2 separate regions of the Mus musculus genome follow, and region 1 is linked to region 2. A link is a loop called in an ENCODE intact Hi-C map of the cell type or tissue named here. Cell type or tissue: left cerebral cortex. All regions are shown on one strand. Each heading gives the region's core, and the rest is flanking DNA. Links, peaks and the distances in the headings are about the cores only. Region 1 holds the start of Dpp8 (dipeptidylpeptidase 8). Region 2 holds the start of Igdcc4 (immunoglobulin superfamily, DCC subclass, member 4).

Evidence for each region. Peaks named below come from ENCODE experiments on the same cell type or tissue, not always from the same donor. Only the 100,000 strongest peaks of a DNase experiment are listed, where the experiment ranks them.
Region 1: it touches region 2 in a loop (2.1-fold over the local background); 3 of 42 quality-filtered maps call a loop at or near these places.

The regions. Positions count from the first base shown.
Region 1 is chr9:65,030,771-65,038,549 of GRCm38, forward strand. It overlaps Dpp8 (dipeptidylpeptidase 8), which reads left to right and starts at 1,688. Exons shown (of 21, transcript NM_028906.2): 1 at 1,688-1,853; 2 at 4,105-4,241; 3 at 6,199-6,471. The coding sequence starts at 4,226. It overlaps Gm39362 (a long non-coding RNA gene), which reads right to left and starts at 642. Exons shown (of 3, transcript XR_870867.3): 1 at 1-642. In left cerebral cortex, for the core only: no CTCF peak of the experiment used is centred there; DNase peaks (open chromatin) are centred at 5,892 and 6,328; H3K27ac peaks cover 1,112 bases.
Region 2 is chr9:65,095,542-65,104,234 of GRCm38, forward strand. Igdcc4 (immunoglobulin superfamily, DCC subclass, member 4) reads left to right here and starts at 5,945. Exons shown (of 20, transcript NM_020043.3): 1 at 5,945-6,057. The coding sequence starts at 5,994. In left cerebral cortex, for the core only: a CTCF peak has its summit at 4,704 (motif pointing right); DNase peaks (open chromatin) are centred at 5,488 and 5,693; H3K4me3 peaks cover 728 bases; H3K27ac peaks cover 874 bases.

The DNA.
Region 1 (7,779 bases), core at 3,780-7,779, 63 kb before region 2:
ATGTGGTTGCTGGGAATTGAACTCGGGACCTCTGGAAAAGCAGTTGGTACTCCTAACCACTGAGCCGTCTCTCCAGCCCCTACTGTCCTTTCTTTTAGGGAGCTCAACATCAAAAAGAAAAAAGAAAAAAATTCAAGGGAAGGCTCCTTTAACCTCACAGTGGGTCAGTACACACTGCAGTAGGACATGGTGCCTGTGGGTCCTCTCTTAATGCCATTACAATAATCCCACTGATACACAGCTCCCAAAGACAGTAACAGGAACTGGGGAGGCATAGCTCCTCCACCAGTCTGGTCTCTGCCTACTTTCCCAGCTACCTTTACACTTCTTTCCCCACTCTTTCCCTCAGCTAACGTACAGTGTGGATTAGGAAATAAATGATGGGTCAAGGGACCTGCCTCTCAGTGTAGCAGCCACCTCCAGGCCTTATTTCTCCATCTTTCATGTCTCAGTGCCACAGGCATTGTTAGCTTTTATCACTACTGAATGCCAATGTTGTTATATCCATTTACAGAGAGAAGACCCCAACCCAACAAAGAATGGGTGGTCTACTAAAGATCTTTAACATTAAAGTTCTGGAGGCTAGAGAGATGATGGTTCAGAGGTTAAGAGCGCTGGCTGCTGCTCCAGAGGTCCAGAGTTTAATTCCCAGCAACCACATGGTGGCTCACAGTCATCTATAATGGGATCTGATGCCCTCTTCTGGCATGCAGGTGTACATGCTGATAGAGCACTCATATACATAAAATAAATAATCAATTAGTTAAAAAAAAAAAAAAAAAGAAAAAAATGAGCACATGATGAACAGTGTTGGTGAGCTTGAGATGGGTCCGCAGTGTGGAAAGGGGAAGCTTTGTGAGTTCTGGGCACTGCCGTAGCTAGGAGCCGGGACAGGACCCACCCGGGTTTTGAGGAAGTGACCAGGAAGTGTTTGCTGAGTTTGCTTGGTTTTGGTGGGAGGTGGTGTGGGCACTTATGGAGTATGGATTGGTGTTAATGTGTGTTGTGGAAATGTGACCCTCAAGGAGGAATGTATTTTAGTGCTACTGACGTAAATAAAATGTAAACGTCACTGAAAAAAAAATTAAAAAAAGAAAAAAGAAAAGAAAAGAAAAATTTCTGTATCCAAATTCACATTTGTTTGTTTGTTTTTTTCCGTCATAACTGTAATGCTGAGGTCTCCAAAGCCATGGTTGGCCTCTGTCATCTCAAAAAGGCAGGAATTTTGGCTTTCTGCTCTAACGCAGGGATGTGTGTGTGAGTGAGAGAGAGAGACAGAGAGACAGAGACAGGGAGACAGAGAGACAGAGAGAGGGAGACAGAGACAGACAGAGATTGGATATAGAGGTTGGATAAGCGCCTGCTGGACCTGGCTTGTTCTTTCAGAAATCTTGTAGGCCCAGGTGCCTGTACCTGCTGAGCCATCCCACCGGCCAGTGAACATGAAGTTTATTTACTTTGAGTAGCTAACAGAGGTGGGGTGAATGTTGCTTTCTCTTCTAACCTTGTATGTTTTCCCTCCTGTCAGGCAGTCCACGTGCGGCACCTCCTCCCGCCGCTCGGTGGCGCTGTGGGGCCCCCTCGCGCACAGAAGCGAGAGTCATCCTTTCTTGGTCCGGCCGCTAGCCTTCCTCTGTCGGAGGGCGGGGCTCGGGGAACCGGAAGTGCCGAGGCCTCCGGTGCTGTCTTCGCCTCCGCCGCTTTTAAGTCCCTTCGTCCGCTGCCTGGGGGCCGCGGGGGCCGCCGCCGAGGAAGCTGCTGTGGCCCCGACGGGAGCGGAGGCGGCGCGGCATGAAGCGGCGTAGGCCCGCTCCATAGCGCATCCGGACGGTCCGGGCGGGCCCGGGGGGAAGGTGCAGTATCCGCCCGCTCTCCCTCCCCTGCGCCCGCGAGGCCACGGAGCTCCGGCCGGCCGCCCTCGGGCCGCTCCCGCCGGGAGAGCGGGTGGCTGGGCCCCGTTGGCCGGAAGAGGAAGCGCACACTCGGATTGCGAGGCTGCCAACGTTCACTGGGCGCCCCTGAACGCTGGCTGCTGCCCGCTCGGACTCCCACGTCCGTTATCTTGATAGAGCCTGGCTTGGGTTGGGATGCCGGGGACAGTCCGGGCATTCGGAGGAGGAAACGGAAATCCGCAGAGGCGAAGGGGTTCGCCTGAGGTCCGCCAGTGGCGGATGGGATTCGCCTTTGGACTCGCTGCTTTCCCCTAGCCGGGTGTTCCTTCCTCCCTCCCTCCTGCTTCACTCTAGATCCATCCCTCCGCGCTCACTGTCTCGCTGCCATTCTGTTCCACGCATTCGCAGCAGGGTCCTTGCCCTTCCTGTCCAGCTTGCTCATCCTCTTTTAACTAAGCCTTGCTGTTCCTACTGTCCTCTCGCGCCACATTCGCTGCCACACCTCTCCTCCTTCCTCATTCATAGCTTTCAAGCCCTTTACGTCGGATAAACTTTCTCAGCTGTAGACACAGAAAAGTGAAATGGCTAGGCTCCAGTGAGGTGTGCAGGGTCTAGACGACTGATTGGTTCTTACCGTAAAAAGCTACGGGATGCCATTTCTAGAGACCCCACCCCAAGAATCCCGAAGCTCTTTTTAACACAATATGTCATTTTTCAGAATGAGGGGCTTCGCGCTTTGGGGAGGTGTCTTGACTCTTAGCCTATTGCTGCTAACATTTTTACCCTCCTCTTGCCACATAGCTTCTTCATCTCTATGTGGCATACAGAGCTTGGAGTCTAAACTGATAACATATTATTTACTGTTGCAAAAATAACACACATTTTTCCCCCTAAGCTAGACTATCAACTGGCTTCGTGATTATTTTTTAGAAAAGCTACCTATCTCACTTATTCTCAATATTATGGCAAGAAAAAGAAGGCAAAATGGAGTACTCTTAAAGAATAGGACAGCTTTGTCAGAAATTGTAGCTGGGTATAGTGCTGCATACCTGTAACCCCAGCATTTGCGAGGCCGAGGCAAGAGGATCTTGAGTTCAAGATTAACCTTGGCTACAAACAGAGAAGTGAACAAAATTTAGTTGTTAAATTCAAGTTCCCTTTCTGCAAACAATGACCTATAATACACATTTTTTATTGTACTGAATTTATTCTTTCATCAGCTCGTTATGACATCATGTAAAAGGAACATAGGCACATAGAAATAAATTCTGTCTTTGTGTGTGTGTGTGCTTGTGTGTGCTCGCGGCTCTACACGCACATGTCTTCGGGATCGTGTGGAAGTCGGAGGATAACTTTTGGGAGTCCTCCCTTTACACTTCGTTGAGGCAGAGTCGCAATTGCTGTGTATCCCAGGCTAGCTGATCAACTTCAGCGGTTCTCCTATGTATGCCTCCCTTGCTGCATTCGGGCTGCTGGATTGACAGCCGCTCCAATGCTCCCCTGGCTTCCCTGGGATCTTTGGGTTTCTGCCACAGTGCTTTTGCCTTTTGAACTAATTCCCTGACCCTAGAAATACATTACATCCGCCAAAGTCAAGGCTTTACAGTTGACACCTCACATCTATATGCCTTTTTAAAAAGGTTTGTGTGTATGCGTGAGGGTATGTGCATGTGAGTGCAGTTCCCATAGAAACCAGAGGTATTGGATCCCCCTGAGAACTGGTCTTATGGGTGGTTGTGAGCAGCCAGAAATGGCTACTGAGAACCAAACTTGGGGCCTCTGCAATATCATTATTAACTCTTAACTGCTGAGCCATCTCTGGTCCGCTTTTGCAGTTTTTAAAACCTATCATTTTCCCTTGAATGTGTCTGGACATCAAGATTTACACCTACTGTTAGAACTTAACTACGCAATTTGAGTTATACATTTCTGGAAAAAAAGTAATCTTAGGGTCGAGCTCATTAGCAAAGGTCTGCAATTTCCACACTCAGGAAGCTGAAGCAAGAGGACTAAATTCAAGACCTGCATAGGGTTTGTAAGACCTATCAACACAAACACAGTTTTGACAAGTTGGAGATCCCAAAGAATTCAGGCATTCCATATTACACTAACAGGAAATCTATCAGTTAAATATTTGGGGATTTTTAGGCTTATATTTTTTCGACCGTATATGGTCCATTTTAATGATTAACATCTCTTATCTGGTAAGCAGGATTGGATGGTGAGAAAAGGAAAGATTCCTGTGAGAAGAGATCAGGATGAACGGAGAGATCTGTGCTTAAAGTTGGGCCAGGTGAAAATGATCTCTTTGAAAGTAGAAGAGATCTGAGCAGATGAAAATACCATCAGGTAGGCACCAGGGAAGGTCCAGAAGTGGAGAGGGTGGGGCTGTGAAATATGTGCATAATGCTGAGAATGGATAGGGCTGAGTTTTAGGAAATTCAGGCCACATATTCTGAGGACATATTTGTATATAGAGAGTATGGGGGGAATCCTGGAAATTAGTTACACAGTTGCATGAATTGCACAGCCCCTGTTGTGCAGACTATTTACTGTCAATAGAGTGACAGACTGTCATTTAAACTGTACTGTGTGTATATGTGTGGAGACTAGTACAGTCCATTCAGAAATTCCAGTTTTTAAATAGAAGTTGGTGTGAATTTTTACATAGAAGGACTCTAAAGGTGTTAATGACTCCAGCTAGGCAGTAAAACTCTAGATGTCTACTGTGTTGCTCTTTTCTGTTCCTTGGCCTTGTACTTGCAAGGGGTAGAGGAGAGATGAGATTTCCCACTTAAGGAAACTGAGTTGGATTCTTTTCATTTTAGTCCCTTGCTCCCTCAGAAGACTAGGTCCTTTGACATGATTGAAAGTAGGCCTCCTAGCTTTTAGTTGGGCCAACAACCACCACTCTCAGGTACTGTCACTTGATACTCTTGAGACTCAGTCAATTCTCTGTCAGATTTTAGTCAGTGGAGCCCTGGATCAGAGTGTTACAATTATACCTGATGTAACAGTATTTGGACGACTTTGTTATTGGTTATTGTTAACATTAGAAATGATAGTATCATGCTCAGAAAATGATACAATGCCCGACTACTCACAGTTCAGCACTTTTGCATACCAGTAATTCAAGTTAGGTGGACTGACTCTCAGCCTACACCTTTGGGTTACTTACTAGATTGCAGATAACTTCTTACCATGAATTGATGTTAACTGTAAAGCTGAGCTTTAAAAGAAAGACATCATCTTAAATACACAGCCATCTATTGATTGTTGGAGAAGTAGTTAATGATTATGTGAAACGTGATTACAATGTAATTTGTTTCAGTTTGTAGAACTAAGATTGACCCGACTACTGAGCTACATCTCTACAAGGTTTCCTGATAGCCTTGTTGTATTTATTTTTCTCTGATACTTTGTTCATGTCACGTTTAAATATCAGAAAAGATCAAGGGGGAAAGTGTATCTTCTGGGTTTGTAAAATAGGCATAATCAGTTTTCAAGGCTTTTAAATAATTACGGTATTGAACTGGTAAATTGGAGACAGACTTATAAACCATATGCTTTCCTCTTTGACTACATAGACTCACTAAAGCCACTTACAGACAGCCTTTTCCTTTTTTGAACAGAAGCTACATAATCAGGAAGAGTAGTCAAGTGACCATCAGTAAACACTAAGTATCACAAGTACTCTATAGAGTCTAGAGAAGAGCAGAAGGGTTGCAATGTATCAGTCTGTGTTTAGTTGTTAGGAGTCCCTCTCAGTAAGAGAAAACAATGTATTTTCTTAGGTTACTGCCCTAGGTTGTTAAAAGTTCATTGTAACAATGTTGTTACTGTTCTAATTTGTTACATTTTAGAAACAGCAGTCAGCATTTGTTAGCTGTGTTACTTTTTAAAATGCAAAAACCCTTACCTCCTCTGGCACATAACTTCACTATTGACATGCTCTGGAGTGGAATGTAGCAGCCAACTGGCACATGGCCTGTTTCCTTCCAGTGTGGGAAAGGAAAAGGAATTTTGGCAGGAGATACCCAAGGAGAGCCTTTTATAAAAAGTTCCCAAAAGGGATTTATAGTCACTGTGAAATTGACATGACCTCAATTTAAAAAAAAAAAAAAAGTCTTTTTGGAACTGAGCGCAGAGGTGTAGGTGGGGGACACTGCTACAGCTTTTCCTACTAGGTTTCATTGCAGCTGTGCTGAAAGGCATATTGTTTATTTATTTATTTATTTGGCAGTACCATTGTAATAATGTGATAGAAGACGGCCCTGTAAACAGCCTCTTGTGCCTTGTTTTCCAGGAAGATGCAACATGGCAGCAGCAATGGAAACAGAACAGCTGGGTGTCGAGATATTTGAAACTGCAGAGTGTGAGGAGGGAAATGGTGAATCACAGGACCGACCCAAACTGGAGCCTTTTTATGTCGAACGGTATTCTTGGAGTCAGCTGAAAAAGCTGCTTGCTGATACCAGAAAATACCACGGCTACATGATGGCTAAGGCGCCACATGACTTTATGTTTGTAAAGAGGACGGATCCAGATGGGCCTCACTCAGACAGGGTCTATTACCTTGGTAAGTATGAGTTTGCACTTTCAGTGAGGACGCACCTCCTTTGGTGTGACTGCCAACTGTAATCCAGAATTGACTCTGTGACTTTTTTACTTTCTTTCTTTCTTTCTTTTAAATTTATTTATTTATTTTATGTATGTGAGTACATTGTAGCTGTACAGATGATTGTGAGCCTTCATATGGTTATTGGGAATTGAATTATTAGGACTTCTGCTCACTCAGTCCCTGCTTGCTCTGGCCCACAGATTTATTTATTTATTATTATACATAAGTACACTGTAGCTGACTTCAGACACACCAGAAGAGGGTGTCAGATCTCATTACAGATGGTTGTGAGCCACCATGTGGTTGCTGGGATTTGAATGCAGGACCTCTGGAAGAGCAGTCAGTGCTCCTACCTGCTGAGCCATCTCTCCAGCCCTGACTCGTTTCTTTCTTTCTTTTTTTCTTTTTTGTTTGTTTTTTTTTTTTTGTTTTGGTTTCTTTTGGTTTTTTGATTGTTTGTTTGTTTGAGACAGGGTTTCTCTGTGTAGCAGCCCTGGCTGTCCTGGAACTTGCTCTATAGACCAGGCTGACTATTTTCTTTTAAAGGAAAAAAAAAAATCACTTTTAATTTGAAAAACTTCTGTTCAATGGCTGTGTTAATTTTGATTCATTTCATTAGGTATTTTTACTTGCAGGCAGAGAGTAATTGACCATAATCTTTTTGACAAAGTTAAGCTAAGACTTGATTAAATTGATAGAAACTGCTTTGAGATGCCTTTCCCGAGGCTGGTCAGATGGAGCACACTGTAAACCCTCTGTTGTGCCTCTTTCCGTCAGCTCAGCTTCCATGGCTCTAACCAAGGCTCCATCTCTTCTTCTTGTGGCCGTTTAGTCTATGCTTAAGATCTGTCTAAATCAAATATACTAGCCCACTTAATGTTTTTCCTTTTCTGTGCTGGGGATTGAACTCAAGGCCCTGGGCATGTTAAGAGCATACCTGTCCCACTCCTGAGTGACCCCGCAGCCTCTTTAAACGTTCCCTTTCCTTGCTTCTGTTTGTTGTGGTTCCAGGTGTGTCATTACGTCCTTTCCTGTTTTTCTTTTTGTAAGTGCATTTATTTCCTTATGTGTGTGTGTGCATGGCACATACCACAGCTCCCATGAGGCAGTCCAAGGAGAACTTATAGGAGTTGCTCTGTCCTACCATATGGCTCTCAAAAGATTGAACTCAAATGGTCAGGCTTGGCAGTCGGTGCCTTTCCCTACTGAGCCATCTGGATGGCCTCTCCTAATTTACTTTTCTATTAAAAAAAAAAAATAGGTTCC
Region 2 (8,693 bases), core at 2,225-6,224:
CCATAGCATTGAGCTTCACTGGCCTTGGAAATATTCCTCACATACTTGGGAGCTTTCCATGAAAATATTATTTGAAAATAATAGAATATTTTGTTTTATTGATTAAAAAATTAAAATGGGCTGGAGAGATGGCTCAGCAGTTAGGAGCACTGACTGCTCTTCCAGAGATTCTGGGTTCAATTCCCAACAACCACATGGTAGTTCACAACCATGGGATCTGATGCCCTCTTCTGGTGTGTCTGAAGACAGTAACAGTGTACTCACATCCATAAAATAAATAAGCCTTTTAAAAAAAAGTAGCTGTTCTAAGAACATAATGGATGGAGAGGAGGGAGCCCATGTGCTGAGAAGGCCCTGACTCTGAGTCAAACAGCATCCACTGATGCTCTTAAATTTGCTGTAAAAGAAAACAGCCACTGATCTCAGGAGCCATAGAGGCCATCCGGGGGCCTCGTCAGTTTGCTGATACAAAAGCAATGAGGTTCATTTTTAGAGCCACCCCTTCACAGGAGCTAGCTAAAGTACACACGCACTTTACCTACAAGGTCACCACTCAGAAGTTTCCCTCTGGACTCCCGAATTCCCAACTGCACCTGAAATTCCACAGAAACAGTTGATGGCTGCAAACTTCCTAGACTGTTTAAATATAGAGAGTTGTTTCAGTATTTAGATAAATAAATAAATAAATAAATAAAATAGCGGGAGTGGCTCTGTGGGTAAAGGCCACCAAGCCTGATGACCTGAGTTCAGCCCCCTGAACAGACAGGAGAGAGCTGCACCTGCACGCCATGCTCTGTGCACCCATACACAGGCAATAAAAACATAAAAGCAATTTGATTTTATTTTAATGACTTATTTATTTTTATTTTGTGTACATTGGTTTTCTGCCTGCATATATGTCTGTGCAAGGGTGTCAAATCATTTGGAGCTGAATTACAGACAGTTGTGAGTGGCCAAGTGGGTGCTGGGAATTTAACTTGGACCCACTGGAAGAACAGCCAGTGCTCTAACTGCTGGGCCATCTCCCCAGCCCCAGGAAATGTAACTTTAAAACAATAATAAATAACAACAACAGTAACAATAAAGCAGGTACCACGCTTACTTTTAAACATGTGACATCTTTGTACTTACAGATTAGAAATGTCCATCACAGGGCCGGGCGTGGTAGCGCATGCCTTTAATCCCAGCATTTGGGAGGCAGAGGCAAGCGGATTTCTGAGATTGAGGCCAGCCTGGTCTACAAAGTGAGTTCCAGGACAGCCAGGGCTACACAGAGAAACCCTGTCTCGAAAAACAATAACAAACAAACAAAACAAACAAACAAACGAAATGTCCATCACATCCTAGCCCTCAGAGTTTCTCAAGGATGGAGCCAAAGCCCAGAGAGAGGAGAACAGAAGTCACCCAAGGCCACAGAGGCCTGGCAAGAGCCACATTCTACTTCACTGTTCTAGGTTTGGCTGCTCCAGGCCTGTCCACCTTCCTCTCCTCTCATGCTTACAAGTCATACAGAGAAGAGGTTCTCAACCTGTGGGTCAAGATCCCTGGGTGTTGAGTGACCCTTTCACGGGTCATTTAAAACCATCAGAAAACACAGATATCTACATCATTATTCATAAAAGTAGCAAAATTATAGTTATGAAATAGCAACCACAAGAGGAACCATATAAAAGGATTCCGGGATTAGGAAGATTGAGAACCACTGTTCTAGAGTCTATGGCTTAGTACATTTTTATTTTCCCTTTTTACTTTCTGGTTGAATCTGTGGTCTGCATATGCTACTAAGCACACACAACCATCCCTGAGCTGCACCCCCAATGCTGAGATGGGAATAGAGAAAAGTTAGCTGACCCTTTTGGTGGCTTGTGGAATTTAGCTCTTTAGACAGTGCCATTTGTTGACACTTTCATTCCTCAAATTAACTCTTCAACTGCTTTGGAAAGACACAAGTCCACCTGTGCAGCCCAGCCTCTGCTTGCTTTGCCCCTGCACCTGGGCTAGAAGTTCACACTTCCTGGGTTCTTCCTACTAAAACTTTCTAGTAAACCCTTCCTGGTTCACTAAGTCTGGCGTGGGTGTCCCGACTCCCTGTTTCCAATCAAAACTGGTACACCACAGAGCATTACAACCGTGCTCACCAACTCAAGCACCATGCAGCGGGCAGGAACCTTCAGCTCTGTGCCCCCACAGAGCTGTGGTACCTGTGCAGACAACAGCGGATCTGTCTTCTCCCCCACCCCACCCCCTTTTTATTTATTTATTTATTTTTATTTTATTTTATTTTATTTATTTATTTATTTTGGTTTTTCGAGACAGAGTTTCTCTGTAGCCCTGGCTGTCCTGGAACTCACTCTGTAGACCAGGCTGGCCTCGAACTCAGAAATCCGCCTGCCTCTGCCTCCCAAGTGCTGGGATTAAAGGCGCGTGCCACCACTGCCCGGGGCACCCCCCTTTTTAAACACAACATATTTTACTTTATTTTTATTAATCATTTTATTCATTTACATTTCAAATGATATTCTTCTTCCCGGTTACCCCTCTACAAGCCTCCATCTCATCCCTCCTCCCCTTTGCCTCTATGAGGATGCTCCTCCACTCACTCACTCACCCACTCCTGCCTCACTTACCACTTTAGCATCCCCCTAGGCTGGGGCATCAAGCTTCCACAGCACCAAGGGCTTCTCCTCCCATTGATGCCAGACAAGGCCATCCTCCACTACATACCTCTACCCCTTTTAAAATTTATTTTATGGTGTGTGTGTGTGTGTGTGTGTGTGTGTTTTGCTTTGTTTTGTTTTCAAGACAGAGTTTGCTCTGTAGACCAGAGATCTGCCTGCCTCTGCCTCCTGAGTGCTGGGAACAAAGGTATGTATAACCACTGCCTGGCTAAATAAATTTAATTTTTAAAAAGATTCATTTAGTTTATGTATATGTGTACACCATAACTGTCTTCAGACACACCCACCAGAAGAGTATATCAGATCCCATTACAGATGGTTGTGAACCACCACCATGTGAATTCCCACCATGTGGTTGCTGGGAATTGAACTCAGGACCTCTGGAAGAACAGTCAGTAGTCCTAATTGCTGAGTCATCTCTCCAGCCCCCAATAAATGTAATTTAAAAAGAAAGAAAGAAAGAAAGAAAACAAAATAAAACAAAAGCAGGGAAGAAGAGCAAGCTGCAAGACATATTCGACTTTATTTTTGAGACAGGATGTCACACAGGCCAGCCTGGGCTTGAACTCCTTATATACAGCTGAGGATCCTCTCACCTCTGCTGTGAAAGTGCGGGATTACAGGCGTGTATGGCCAAGCAGTGCTGGGAACTGAACCCAGGGTTTCTCCAGCATGTGAGCAGCATCCCTAGCTCCTGGAAGACGTCCTGACACTGCAGTAGGGAGGAGTGGACCTCACCTCGTGATGGCAAAGCTCATCCCCATCCCGCCTGCTCCCTCCTCCCCTCCTCTTTACTCCTTCTACCTCTCCTCCTCCCCCTCCTCTCGTTCTTTCTTCCCCTTCTCAGTGATGAGCATTGAACTCAGGGCCTCGTGCGTGTTAGGCAAGGACTCTATTTCTAACATCCCCAGTTCTGGGCAAAGGTCTTGAGGCTGGAAGGGAAGGGGTTGGTGTTGCTGGGGAGGGGTAAACAAGTTGAGCAGTGTAGTAAGAGGCAGGACTTTGGTTCTGTTCTCTGAGATGGAAGCCTGACAGAGCTGTGACGGGAACTGGCTGCTGTTTGGACCAAGACACACAAAGAGGAAAGGCCAGAAACAGCAAGGTGGCAGGGAGGTGCCATAACAATTCAGGTGAGAGGTGAGGACGGAAAAGCAGGTGGAGAGGGGTCAAGGGTGAGTGTACGATTTGATTTCAATTTTGACGTGAGCCTCAAGGCCCTGGAGGCAGCTCAGCAGGTAAAGCCCAGGGGACATTCCAAAGTTGTCCTCTGACCTCCAGGTTTGACCCCACACAAATCACACACATATACATTAATAATTAATAATTCAAAAATATTGGATCTGAGCTACAGGAAGAATGTTGTGGTTCTAGGAAGCAAGACAGCAGTCTGGAGGTGGCAGGAGGGATGGGAAGATCAGGATGTAAACTGCTGAGCAGGAACTGGAAATGCAAGCTTGGGGAGAAGGTTCAGGCTGGAGGTATCTGCTCAGCATCACTCCTATAAAGATGAGAGCCCTGTGGACCAGGGCTGAGGACCGGGAGATCACTTGGTTTCAAGGAAGGAGTAATCGAATGAATTGCTAATGATAGCCCTGGGATAAAACGAGGCTGAGGCAGGACCTTGCCAGGGTCCCTTAGATCTGCTAAGTACAGACATAGTGGGACTGCGGCTCAGCTGGCTGAGTATGTGATTAACCTGTGAGGAGCCCTGGTTTCAGAGCCCCGCTATCATTAACAGGGCCTGGGGGTGCATACTGGTCATCCCAGCACTCCAGAGGCAGAGGCCAGAGGATCAAAGGCTCAAGGACATCTTTGACTACATAATGGGTTTGAGGGTACAGGAACTTCTTCCTCCCCAAAAGGGATAGAACTTACTGGCAGCATGTGAGCCGGAATGGAAATGATTCTAAATCATGGGGATGCCAATGGATACAAGAAAAGGAAGAATGTAGCATTTTTCCTTTAAAAAAAAATTTTTTTTTATGTGTATGTGTGTACTTGCATGAGTTTATGTGCACCATGTGCAGGAAAGTGCCTACAAAGCCCAGAAGAGGGCATCAGATTCATTGGAAATGGAATTACAGATGGTTATGGCTGTCATATGGGTGCTGGGAGCAGAACCCAGGTCCTTTGTTAGGGCAGGAAGCACTCTAGCCACTGGGCCACCTCTCTAGCCTCAAAATCCGGATATATATATATAATTTTTATTTATTTTAAATTGTATCTAATTGTGTGTCTGCTTGTAGGTGCAGATGCCACAGAGCCCAGTGGTATCAGACCTCCTGGAGCTAGAGTTACAGACTGATGTGAGTCGCCTGGGTGGGTACCGGAACCAAATCTAGGTCCTCTGCAAATGCAATAAGCACTCTAACCGCTGAGCCATCTCTCCCATCACAAACGCATCATTTTAAATAGACGTTTAGTATGTTTTTCTCTCCCCAACCCAACCTGACATTTGATTCCCCCAGCTTTAGACACACTGAGGCAACTAACCTGGCCAGCTCAGTTGGAAAAGAGGCAGTTCTGAAAAAGAGAGTGGACCGGTGGAGGCTCAACACCATTAGCAGGCCCTGCACCTGCTGCTTTAAGCCTCCTGTCCTTAGGGAGTCCCCACTACAAACCCAAATATTCCCAGTATGCAGGTATGTAAAATGGTGGTAAGCAAGTCTTCGTTGTCCCTCACAGAGGTGGAACACAGTACAGACTGGGTTGGCTACTGAGGAGGAAGGAAGGAAGCCAAGAGAATCCCTCAGCTTGGCATGGAAGAGGTAGCGGGGACAAGGAATTGTAGTGTCCTCAGAGAGTCTGTTGGTGCAGCCTGTGGAGAGGCTAAACAGGATTCAGGTCAGGCTGTGAGTTGGAAAAGGACAGGTCTCAGTGAACTGAGCCTGGAACAGAGGTGGAGGCGACCCTGAAGGTAGAGTCATGGTAGGGTTAGGGAACAGAGATCCAGAGGCTCAGGTAAAAAGATGAACAGAAAGGAGCCTGAGGTGACCCGAGGAGCGGGAGGCTCCCGCGTGCTGAGTGAGCCGCAGGAGCAGGCTGGTGGCGCGCGGGCGCGTGTCCCCTGTGGTGCAGGGTGGCCACACTGGCGGGGCGCCCCCGCGTGGGCCGCTAGCCCAAGATGGCGATGGAGGGGCGGGCGAGCTGGCCGCGGCCCCGGCCCCCGCGCCGGCCCCCGCTCGGGCCCCGGCCCCGGAGGCCGCGCCCCCGCCCGCGGCGCCGCGCCTCCCGGAGCCACTGACGCCCGGCGCGCCCTCCCCCGGCGGCGGCCCAGGCGCCCGGACGCGGCGGCAGCGGCCCGAGCCCGGCCCTATGGCGCGGGCGGACACGGGCCGCGGGCTCCTGGTGCTGACCTTCTGCCTGCTGTCCGCGCGCGGTAAGGGCCCGGGTGGCCGCAGTCGCGAGTGGGCGTCCCCGGCGCCCGCGATGCTTGCGCGCCGGGGGCTGTGGGGACTTGCCCCCAGGGGGTGTGTGTCCTTGCTGTGCACAGCCTGGCACCGTGCGTGTCCCCCTGCGCGTGGCCCTTGTGCATGTGAGGTTTGCATGTGTGTGTCCTGCGGGGGTGGGGGTGTCCTGCGGGGGAACGTGTCCACAGCGCGTGCCTAAGGCGCCGGGTAGCATCGCCAGCGCGCGGGTGGCTGCAAGCGGGACATGATTCTGCCCTGCCCGCAAGCGTCTCGCGGTCGCGAGTGTGCCTGAGAGAGCGGGCGGGGAGGGAGTGTACACTTACACCTCCATTTGTGTCGGGTGCGTGTGTAACTGGATGGGACTGAGCTAATATTTGGCCTTGGCTTTTGGGGAGTGTCCTTGCTCTTGATGGGGGCGGCGGTGAGAAAAACCACACTCAACTTTGCCCAATGGGTGTGGCCCCTGGGGCCAGCTAGGGAGGTTGGGGGAATGTGGAGGTGTTGTGGACCCAAACCCAGGGTTCGGAGTGGGGCTGGGGGAAGGGCAGGAAACCAGTTGCTTTGCCGAACGCGTCCAACACTCGCTCTCTGGATGGGACGCGTGTCACTCCTGCCCCACCCCCAAGGGCGGACCAGGGAAGCGTGGACGAGATCAGCAAGGCCCCCTCCAGTGCCCAGGTCCTAGTGTTGGGTAGGGTCAAGGGTAAGGATCACAACTGTCCACACCAAAGAAAGGACTGGGGGCGGGGGGAGACGAAGTGTCCAAGTGTGTATGCCAAAGCTGTTTTTACCACCCCCGGCCCTCTCACTCTCAGTGGGGTGTGCGTTTGGGGGACAGCCCAAAGGAGGTTAGGTGGTAGGGCCTGGAGGGGGATGGGCTGCCCGCTTTGTTCGATTACTTCTTGCCTTCCCTGCCGAGGGGGGAGTTAAGGATGTGTCCGGGGCGAGTCGGGGAGGGACTTGGCAGTGGGGGTGGGGAGGGGGATTTTTCTCCAGCTGCTGCGGCTTTCCAGAGAGACTGGGCCAGGCCACGTGGGAGGGAGACAGGGAGGGAGGCGGGGGGTGGTGGAAAGGAGCCTCCGCTGGGCCAACCCCAGGCCCATCTCCAGGAAAACAGCGGGTGGGAGAGTGCTGGAAACAGCTCGGACCCTTGCTCTCCCCGCAAGACACGCCCCTTTCCCTCCGAGACCCTGAACCCGGCTGGGAGCCCATAGAAGCTCGGTGCGTGGGGCTGGGCCGCAGAAGCGGGAGGGCCCGGAGTTGTCAGGTGAACGCGGCGCCAGGGAAATGTCAGAGAGGTGTCTTGTCTGTCTTTGCGGAGCCCAAAGGATTAAGGAATAGTTGCACTTCCCCTCCTCCTCTTCCTCCTCCTCCTCCTCCCTCCTGTTCTTCCCAAAGCTCCAGGAACGCGGGATCCTGGCTGGCAACCGCACCCGCGCTTTATTAAATACTTCTGAGGCTTCAGGCCGGGACACCGGGTAGAGTGTTGGGAGACTGGACTCTTCTTCCCAGTGAACTGACTGAGGAGCGGGCATTGGGATTCTCCCTGTCTGCTACCTGACTGGCTACTGCAACTACTATTCTTACCCTGGTTTAACCTCCTTTGAGTGTGTAAACCTCTGCAGTCTGCAGACACCCCTACAGAGTGGAGGTCTTCCCTTCTTTTCACAGTATTTGCTGAGCACTCTTTATAGGTTAACATGTGCCTGATGCCCAGAACGTGGTGAATAAGGCCCTAGACCCAGACTGTCCGTCATAGGGTCAGGACAAGGAGCCAGGACTAGCAAGGTACTGCAGAAGAGAGGCTCCTCCTGGGGAGACCTGGAAAGGTTCTGAAGAAAACGATGGAGAGAGGAAAAGCCAGCCCTGCAGAGGGAGGAGTCTTCCAGATCAAGCAGGGGGTGCCAACGCTGGGAGGCGATTTAATTCACATCATTGCATCAAGCTAAATCTGGCTGGAGTTTAGAATATGGCGGTGGGAGTTGGGCAGGTGGGGGAGGGGTGGGCCTCATATCCAGAGAGGAGGCGAAGGAGGAAGTCCCAGCTCACAAAGTGCAGTGCCAGTCTCACTGAAGTTTCTGGCCTGAGACCCTCCTGCCCCACTGAGGGAAGCGCCCCTGTCCTGGGGAAGAGGTGGCCATCCAAGAGAGAGTGGTGGCAGCCAGTGGAATAGTAGCTTGGGTGGCTGGATTCTAAAGATACTGAGCAAGTGGAATCAGTAGGGTGTGAGCATAGACTGACGACTTTTTGTTTGTTATTTTATTATATGTGTTCGTCTATGCACCATGTATGTGTGCCCAGTGCCTGTGGAAGCCAGCTGATAGTGTCAGATCCACTGGAACTGCAGTTACATGGTTGGGAGCCACCATGTGGGTGCTGGAAACTGGACCCAGGTGGTCATGACGCGTAGCCAGTGCTTTTGACCACTGAGGCATCCCTCCAGGCCCTGTAGTGGGGTTTTTAAGGAGTGAGGAAAGTCAAACGTAACAGTCTTCCCAGCAAAGCCAACATGAGCAGAATGAAGGGCAGTACCAGGGATAGGTACAATGGCAGTGGTTGGCTAGTCCCCCGACATTGCCCTTGGGTCAAAGATTGGGTCTGTGAG